Regions from separate parts of the Mus musculus genome. Here all the other regions are linked to region 1. The links are chromatin contacts, found by Hi-C or POLR2A ChIA-PET in ENCODE. All regions are on one chromosome and are shown on one strand. Each heading gives the region's core, a stretch centred on a gene start or an enhancer-like site at or near the end of the contact. The rest is flanking DNA. Distances are from core to core; before and after follow the strand shown. Region 1 holds the start of Slc20a1 (solute carrier family 20, member 1). Region 2 holds the start of Tmem87b (transmembrane protein 87B). Region 3 holds the start of Mertk (MER proto-oncogene tyrosine kinase).

Region 1 (2,760 bases), core at 133-2,632:
CAGTGTCCTGGAACATGAAGGTTGTTTTCCAGCCATGACCTTGAGGTCAATAGACCTGTATAACCTATACGAGATTCTGAGTCTACCAAATTATAGGTCACAGGACACTCCTGTGAAGTTATAATTTACAACATGTTTGTTTCTGCTATTCGTTGCCCTACCTTTGGAGAGCAGAGAGCGTTTTAGAGCGTTCTAAACCGGGTATTTCTGGCTGGAATTCTTAAGTTTCTTTATAACCCACATAACTTAAATCTCCCAAGGAGTGGTGACTAGTTAGTTCTGAGCTTAGGCAATAAAACGAACTAATCCATTGTCAGAACTACAACCTTATACCATGTAGGGGACCAGGAAGCAATCTTTATTTCAAAAGGGGATGGGAAAACTTTCAGGATGAGGACATCCTCTGTAACCTTTTCCTATATTCTAAAACAGGCACATTCAAAAAAAAAAGTAACGAGGAAATGAAGGTTCATTTCCTGAACATCTATTGAGTTCCAGTCACATGCTTATATCTTAGCTAATATGATTCTCCTTACTGGGTAAGAACTTGTAACCAGAATACCTGAATTAGTACTGCCTGTCGCCACTAGCCCCGATGAGCTGACAGGAAATGCATCTTTGTTGTGCTTTACACACAATTCCAACCCGTCCTCCAGTCTCTCTCACTCTGCTATTATTTCTCGTTCCAGAGCACTCGGCTTGAGGAGACCTAGGGTTTGTTCAAGGTGACACACTGCAGCAAATATGAGTTAAGAATTCGAATCCAAAGTAACATCCTCCCCGCTGCGCCATAGCCGGGGCTCCTAAAACGGAGGTCCGGCGCCGGGAAACTAATGACCCATGGCTCTCCCTCAGCGCAGTGCCACAGCTGGGAACGCAAGCCTATCCTCGTGACTCCCGAATCTTTCCGTTTTCACACAAGTGCGTGACTGCGGGAGCGAGGTGGCCACGTGAGATCCCTCCACCCTCTCCGGGCGAGGTACAGATCGGGTCCGGCCAAGGGCAAGTCTCAGCACACCCGCTCTTCCGCGTCGCCACCGAGCTGACCCGGGCCCGCGTGGGAGAAACTCGGAACGACCTTGGTGGCGGCCTCAGTCCCCGCGTGTCTGGGCGAGACTCCCCCACAGTCCCCGCCCGCAGCCACCCGGCGTGGCCAGCGCAGACAGGATAACCCGGGCGAGGCTGCAGGGAGGCGGCCAGCCAGTCCCACGTGGACCAGCTCCTCGTTGGGGGCGGGGCCCCGGGGACGTCCAGGCCAATCAGCGCCGCTGCCCAGCTCACCCGGCTAGGCGCGCCCGACCAGCCTGTGGTTGCGTCACATCGGAGGCGGGACCTCGGGCGGGCGCGAGGCTCGGCAGGTCACGTGGGGCGCAGAACCGGCTATAAATAGGAGCCGGCGGCATGCTCTCTATATGATGGCCGCCGGCGCGCGTTGCGTGTTTTCACCTCTCGCCTGCTGAGGCGCCCGCGGCTGCTTCACGAGTGGGTAGAGAGTCCCTCCGTGCTGTGCCCGGTGTTGCCGTCCTGGGTTGTGCGACCGTGGCTCGAGCCTGCCTCAGTCTCGTTCTTCTGGTCTCTCTGTTCGGCCCTCAGTTTCCTTTGGTGAGTGGCGGCGCGGCACCGGTGGTGCAAAGGTCCTTTCTTCTCTGGAGTGGGCTCGGGTGTGGGGAGCTGGCTGGCGGGGGTGGGATGCAGGCTGCAGGACCCCGCTACGCTGCTGTCCTCCTCCCGCCTCCCCACGCACGCCGCGCCCTTCCGCGGGCCTTTTCGGCGGTCCTCGGCAGGCGCGCGCGGGAATGGTCTTTTTTCCGATCATCCACGGAGGGCGCGCGCGGGCAAGCGGCCGGAGACTGAACAGAACTCGTGGGGCGGGGCGGGGCGGGACGGGGTGGGGGGTGGGGGAGCACAGAGATCGCCCTGTGCCCCACCTTGCACAGCGTTTGGGGGACTGAAGACATAAGTGACGGGCGGGGGGGGGGGGGACTATGCGGAGTCCCAGGCTGCCCTCTTCCCAGAGATGCGCCGCTATTGTTATTTTCTTCCACTTCGTCCCCCCAGGATGAACTTGCGTCCTTTCTCTAATCCGCCATGGAATTCTGCTCCGTGCTTTTAGCCCTCCAGAGCCAAAGAAACCCCAGACAACAGACGCCCAGACGCAGCAGCGTATAGCAGTAACTCCCCAGCTCGGTTTCCGTGCCGTAGTTTACAGTATTTAATTTTATATAATATATACTATTTATTATAGCATTTTGATACCTCATTCCGTTTACACATCTCAAAAGCCGCTTAGTAATTCTCTTATTATTTAAAGAACCACTACACTAGAGAATGGAATCTACTGTGGCAACGATTACTAGTACCCTAGCTGCTGTTACTGCTTCCGCTCCACCGAAGTATGACAATCTATGGATGCTCATCCTGGGCTTCATCATTGCATTTGTCTTGGCATTCTCCGTGGGAGCCAATGATGTAGCAAATTCGTTCGGTACAGCTGTAGGCTCAGGTGTAGTGACCCTGAAGCAAGCCTGCATCTTAGCTAGCATCTTCGAAACTGTGGGCTCCGCCTTGCTGGGGGCCAAAGTGAGCGAAACCATCCGGAACGGCTTGATAGATGTGGAGCTGTACAACGAAACTCAAGATCTGCTCATGGCTGGCTCCGTCAGTGCTATGTTTGGTAAGTTGTAGTTATACCTTATGTTCGCTCCAGTCTTGAACCTTCTCTCCGCAAGGACGCACTGCTTATGTAACAGTTTTGCCATC
Region 2 (2,829 bases), core at 319-2,818, 380 kb before region 1:
TTTTTGTGGCGGCTCGTGCCTTTATTTTATTTTATTTTTTTAAAGATTTATTTATTTATTATATGTAAGTACACTGTAGCTATCTTCAGACACTCCAGAAGAGGGCGTCAGATCTCATTATGGATGGTTGTGAGCCACCATGTGGTTGCTGGGATTTGAACTCTGGACCTTCAGAAGAGCAGTCGGGTGCTCTTAACCACTAAGCCATCTCGCCAGCCCATAATTACTCTTTTAAAATGTTAATTACATTTTACTTATGTATTGAGTGGGAAGTATTTGGGGGTTAAAGAACAACATTCCAGAGTCTGTTTCTGGGACCTTGTGGGTAGTCAGCTTTGGCAGCAAGTGCCTTTAACCTCAGGACCATCTCAATATTCCATTTGCTCTTCAATAAGGTAAACTCCCTGTTTAGTCTATTACTCGGAGATCGATACCTCTGTGAGATATTTAATGAGCCGTAAGATACAGTTCTGAATTGATTACTGGTTTAATGGTCTCTATTAAAGGTACTCCTTGTAGTGTGGAATGTTGCTAGCAGAGGAAGCTGGTGACCAGGGCGATATTAGAACTTTCTAGAGATCCATTCCTCTCGATTTTACTGTGAACTTAAATGTGCTTGAAAAATAGTTAACTATTTTAAAATAAGGAAATTAGAGGTATAAACAGTAACTCCTACTGAATCTAATCGGGACTAAAAAAACACCTTCAGGAAAGATTCAAATTCATATAAAACATCAATTTCCTAGTGCCACCTACTGGTGAGACCTGACTATTGCTCTCGAAACAATTTTTTCCCCTTAGTTGACAAGTATTTTGTTTTGCTTTTAGACAAGCTTGTGCAGCTCACGCTGGTCTCACGCTTGCTATGTGGCTATAGGCTGTCTTTGAATTCCCACGATCCTCCTACCTCCACCTCCCAAGTACTAGGATCTTCATTTCTGCAACTTGTCATTAGAGTGCCCCATTATCCTCGGGGCCCTGCTCTGCAAGCTGACCTTTCAACTGCGTTGCAGCCAGGTCTTTCCTTTCTAGTTTCCCTTAAGGCCCTGCCTCTTTTTCCTCCCCCTCCTCTCCCTGTTCTTTTCCCCGCCTCCATCTTTCTACACACAACCTTCCCCTTAAAGCAGCTTCTAGTTCCGCCCAGGTTCGGCCCTTTTAATCTTGTAGTCCCGCCTCCACACTTTGGTTCCGCCTTCCCTTCTCCCGGGAAGGCCCCGCCTCCCTACCACGCCCCGTGCCCATAGTCCCGCCCCAATTAAGGTCTTGGCCCCGCCTCCACTCCCGGCCCCACCTTCTCAGCCCCGCCTCCACCCGGCCCCACCTCCCAGGCCCCGCCCCCTCCGTGGGCGGGTTTCCCTCTGGACTCTCTTCCCTTCCCTCCACACTTCCTCGGTTCCTTCCAGGCCTGGCCCTGAAGCCCTGCTCCAGGTTTGAGCCTATTTCCTCTAACAGCGCCTATCCGCTTCAGCCCAAGACCCCCTCCGCATTCACGCCCGTGCTCTCGTTCCCCTCGTGGGCACGCCCCTTCAGGGGCGGAGCTGAGCCAGGTGCGGCCCCGGGGCGTGGCCGGGTTCCGGGAGCGCAGGTGCGGCGTCCGCGTCAAGATGGCTGCCGCCTGTCGGTCTGAGGCTGGCCTCCTTCCCAGCCTCCTCTGCCGCCGGCCCGCCGGGGCCCAGCTGCTGCGAGTTGCCCTGTGTCTCCTGTGCTGGGTCCCGGCGGCTGTGGACGCAGTCCCCGAGCTCGGGCTTTGGACGAGGACGGTCAATGACGTAAGTGCTCTGTAGGGACTGAGGCGTGGCGCTTCTTAGGCTCCAGGGCCCTGGCTGGATAGCTCCGCCTGCGGACCAGTCTGGCCTTGGGCACATTCACTAGGGCTCTCTGGGACCAGCGGTGGGTCCTCTGACGCGCTTCTTGAGCCTTTTGTCTAGAGTGGGCTCTGGGAAGGGAGCGTCCCCCTCCTCTGCCTAGGCTTCTGGGAAGAGCGGTCCCACTGTGCTTTCCTAAGACGGCTTCCCTTTCCAAATGTTGTTGCTGCTCGCGAGGCTCTCCACCCGCCTCTCACTGTCCTGACACGGTGTCTCTAGATCTTGCTTTTGTTTCTTCAGTTCAGAGCCCCAATCTCTGCATTCCCAGCGGCATCGCTGGGACCGAATACTTCGGCTAGGTTACTACTACTGGGGCCACATCCACAAGGCCACAAGGTTTGTCTAGCCTTTCTGTTAGAGCATAAATTGAGTGTGCTCTACAGTCGTGCATAAAGTCACCTCGCCTCTCTTATTTTTCTTGAGTTTCTGTATATTCCTTAGTGTTCATGACTTCTGCGCGTGTCTGTGGAACAGGGTGTTTGCTTAAGAGTGTTTAAAGGGCGAGTCTGATGGATGAAAACTTCCGTAACTGGGCAGGCCGTTAGAGAACTTGACGTCCTGTATGGTTAAGAGATGATGTGGGAAGAAGGCAGAGACCAAATTGTGCAAAGTCTTGCAAAAGAGACAGGATATCGGGAAGCGGCCTTGTCTTGAGTCCAGAGTCAGATGACTCGCCCAGATCTGCTTGGGATGTGTGGAAACAGCGTCTAAGTTCTAAAGGTGACATTTATATTTATATTCCTTCAACCAAAAGTAGTATCAGAAGGTGCACATACTTCCAAACACAAAACTGCAGAGGCTCAAGTGTAGGCTTCATTCTGTGGCCCGGCTCAGTGTATTCATTGCGTTTGAGATTCTTCTGAGTAGGTGCCCAGTATTTTTTTTTTTTTTTTTTTTTTTTTTTAGCTGTCATATGCTTTGTTCAGGCTGAGTTTATTTCCTGTGTAGCTCAGGCTGGTAGTGT
Region 3 (2,700 bases), core at 167-2,666, 500 kb before region 1:
GATTTAAGCAAGTCCTAGTGGCACACACGTGCAGTTCTAGCTACTAAGAAGGCTGGAATATTTGCACAACCAGGAATTCAAGTCCAGCCTAGGTAGCATAGCAAGACCCTGTCTGTCCTACGTAGATTTCTATTGTTGTGATGACCAAAAGCTACTTGGGAATTTATTTCAGCTTACAGTTGAAATGCATCATGAAGGAAAGTCAGAACAGGAATTCGAGGCAGGAACCTGGAGGCCAGAACTTAAGCACAAACCATAGAGGAACTGCTTACTGGCTTGCTCAGCTTGCTTTCTTATGCATCCCTGAATGACCTACCCGGGAATGGCACCATCCACAGTAAACTGGGCTCTTTCACATCAAGCACCAATCAAGGGTCTGTTTAATCCAGCGCTTCTGGTTTGATGTCCTCCTGCAGGGCTAGAGATGCAAGGAGCTTATTGTATCACAGTGCGTATGGGTCTGTCCTCAGTTTCAGTAATAAATACTTTAAATTTATCAGGGTGGTTTACTCTGGGCTCTAATGTGATCTTATCTCCAAAGAAAAACAAATCATTCTATTTCCTTTAAGAAAGCCTCATACGCCTTCCGTTTCTTTGAGATTCACAATCTGATGCCGTGGTTTGGGCCTCCCACCCTTTCCTGTAACAGCACTTTCTTCCATCCCTGTTTCAAACTCTTTCCTTACAGGATTCGGCTTAGTTCTCCCCGAGCTAACCTCTGGGGTGGAGGTTGCAAGATCTTGACGCCAGGGTCCGCTCTTGCACTCCGTTTCAGTAGCCAGGGGGAGGACCTGGCAAGCAGGGTGTGCTGCCACGGCGGCCACAGCCTCTGGAATGCAGCTGCTAGGACCTCTTATGCCAGTAGAGCCTGAACTGCAGAATCGCTGCCCCTCCAAAGCAGCTGGACCCACTAACCTTTAAAGGTCTTGGAGTTGCATCCGTCGCTCTCCACTAAATTCGGCCTCTACCCTTTCCAATCCCTTCTACCTACCCATACAGAGTGAGATTCCTCTGATGTAACCAAGTAGCCAGAGATCATCCTCCCGATTATTTTCTTTCTTAGCCCCCTCCCCTTCCTCTCCGTCTCTCGGTCCTTTTAGCTCAAGATGGTGGCCCTCCTTAGCTCTGTTCCATCTCCTCCAGCACCTCCCTTCCAGATTTCCTACACACTCAAGCCAGGGGTTAACCTGCTGGAGTTGACCCAAGTTCCATTCTGCCCCGCCCCTCCACCCTCCCTAGGGCTTGTCCTTGGATCCTCCCCTTCCCGCCCCCTCCTCCAGTTCCATCCTTCTTTGCTCTCTTTGCCCTTCCCCCTTCCCGCCCCTGTCCACTCCAACCTGCTGGCCCCTCCCGGGCCTGAGCCCTGGGCCCGCCTCTTCTAACTTAGGACTCCTGCGATCCCCAACTCCGCACTGCCACTCTGGCGCCTGCTGCCCGGGCGGCCGGGACTGAGGCGCTTCGCACGCGCCCTCGGCGACTGGCGAGTTTGGGACGTTGGTGGATACGTGCATCTGTCCGGAGAGAACTGCCAGATCCGCGGCCCCGCGATGGTTCTGGCCCCACTGCTACTGGGGCTGCTGCTGCTACCCGCGCTCTGGAGTGGAGGTGAGTGCAGGTTGCAGGGTCTCCGGGAGCTGCTACTCATTCCAGCGAGCCGTAGAGGGTTATGGGGGCTCCCTAGCCGGGTCTTGGGGTGCACGTCTTAGTAGAACCGATGGGAACCGAGAGCTTCCCATTACCACAGAGAAAGACCTCAAGCCCGGTTGGGCGCTCTGGGAGCAGCGAAGTTTGAGCCTTTAAGAAATGCAACTCAGGTCTGGCGTGGCATGCACCAAGAACTTTACCCTCAACACTGTCTAGCCTTGCCGAGCTTTGGCGGGGTTTCTGCGAATCATAGACCGAGGATTCCAAGGTAATTCCACGCCGTGAACCAATAAGTAGCTGCAAAAGTTGGATGTCACCGTTAGCGCGTGGCGTTGCTTGGAGGCTAGGTGTCCCGCCAGGGAAAGACTAGTTCTGGCTTCTCCCCTGGGCTCTGCTGAACATTGTGTTAGCCCTCCTTTGTAGGGACAGCCTGTCTGTGAGTGTAAGAAGCCTGCAAAAAGCCGAGGGGGACGATACGGTCCTTTCACTATTATTACTGTGGAGCGGAATCTTTTTTGTTTGGGTAGCACAAACAAGTGCTCAGACCACAAGTGCTCTCACAAGCGGTTCAATTTGACATGCTGGATTGATTAGCGCAAACAAGTATGGCAGGTTCCTCCAACAGATGACACTGAGGCACTTTGTAAAGAAGCTGCTGGGGGGAAAACAAAACAAGGTTTTTCCAAAAAGAAATAGACGCAGGAGGGGTTGGAAGACTACTATAAGCAAGCACATTTCAGGTATTGTTCCTTCAGGTATTGCTCCTGCCCTAAAAGATCTGTTTCTATTCGGAGTGTAATTTTGTCTCTTTGATCTTGAATCTGGTAGACTAAAGTTTGTCTTTTAAGGAAAGTTTGGTTTATGGTTTAGCTACAAACCTCATTTTTCCTCTCAAAGTTCATTTGCTCAAATGAGCTTTTTTTTCTTTTCTTTCCTTTTCTTTTCTTTTTCTTTTTTAAACAATTCTTTCCTTGCACATTAAATTACATAAGCAATTTGTAGTTTGAGGCAACGTGACAATTTGCAACAAACATCAACAGCCAAAAAACGAGCTAA

The links. A loop is a pair of places that touch in the nucleus more often than their neighbours do. ChIA-PET counts read pairs that join two places held with the same protein, here RNA polymerase II (POLR2A).
Region 2: POLR2A ChIA-PET joins it to region 1 with 12 read pairs in embryonic stem cell. The contact joins the promoter of Tmem87b here to the promoter of Slc20a1 in region 1. POLR2A ChIA-PET finds 5 or more read pairs at or near these places in 3 of 5 experiments (Patski and embryonic stem cell).
Region 3: a loop to region 1 is called in a map of heart, with 2.2 times the contacts of the local background. The contact joins the promoter of Mertk here to the promoter of Slc20a1 in region 1. A Hi-C loop is called at or near these places in 1 of 37 maps with a recorded cell type or tissue (heart). POLR2A ChIA-PET finds 5 or more read pairs at or near these places in 1 of 5 experiments (Patski).

The regions. Positions count from the first base shown.
Region 1 is chr2:129,197,391-129,200,150 of GRCm38, forward strand. Slc20a1 (solute carrier family 20, member 1) reads left to right here and starts at 1,383. Exons shown (of 11, transcript NM_015747.2): 1 at 1,383-1,602; 2 at 2,059-2,674. The coding sequence starts at 2,329.
Region 2 is chr2:128,816,735-128,819,563 of GRCm38, forward strand. Tmem87b (transmembrane protein 87B) reads left to right here and starts at 1,569. Exons shown (of 19, transcript NM_001355629.1): 1 at 1,569-1,769. The coding sequence starts at 1,605.
Region 3 is chr2:128,697,499-128,700,198 of GRCm38, forward strand. It overlaps Mertk (MER proto-oncogene tyrosine kinase), which reads left to right and starts at 1,417. Exons shown (of 19, transcript NM_008587.2): 1 at 1,417-1,605. The coding sequence starts at 1,548. Gm39931 (a long non-coding RNA gene) reads right to left here and starts at 1,004. Exons shown (of 5, transcript XR_001783466.2): 1 at 916-1,004; 2 at 317-418.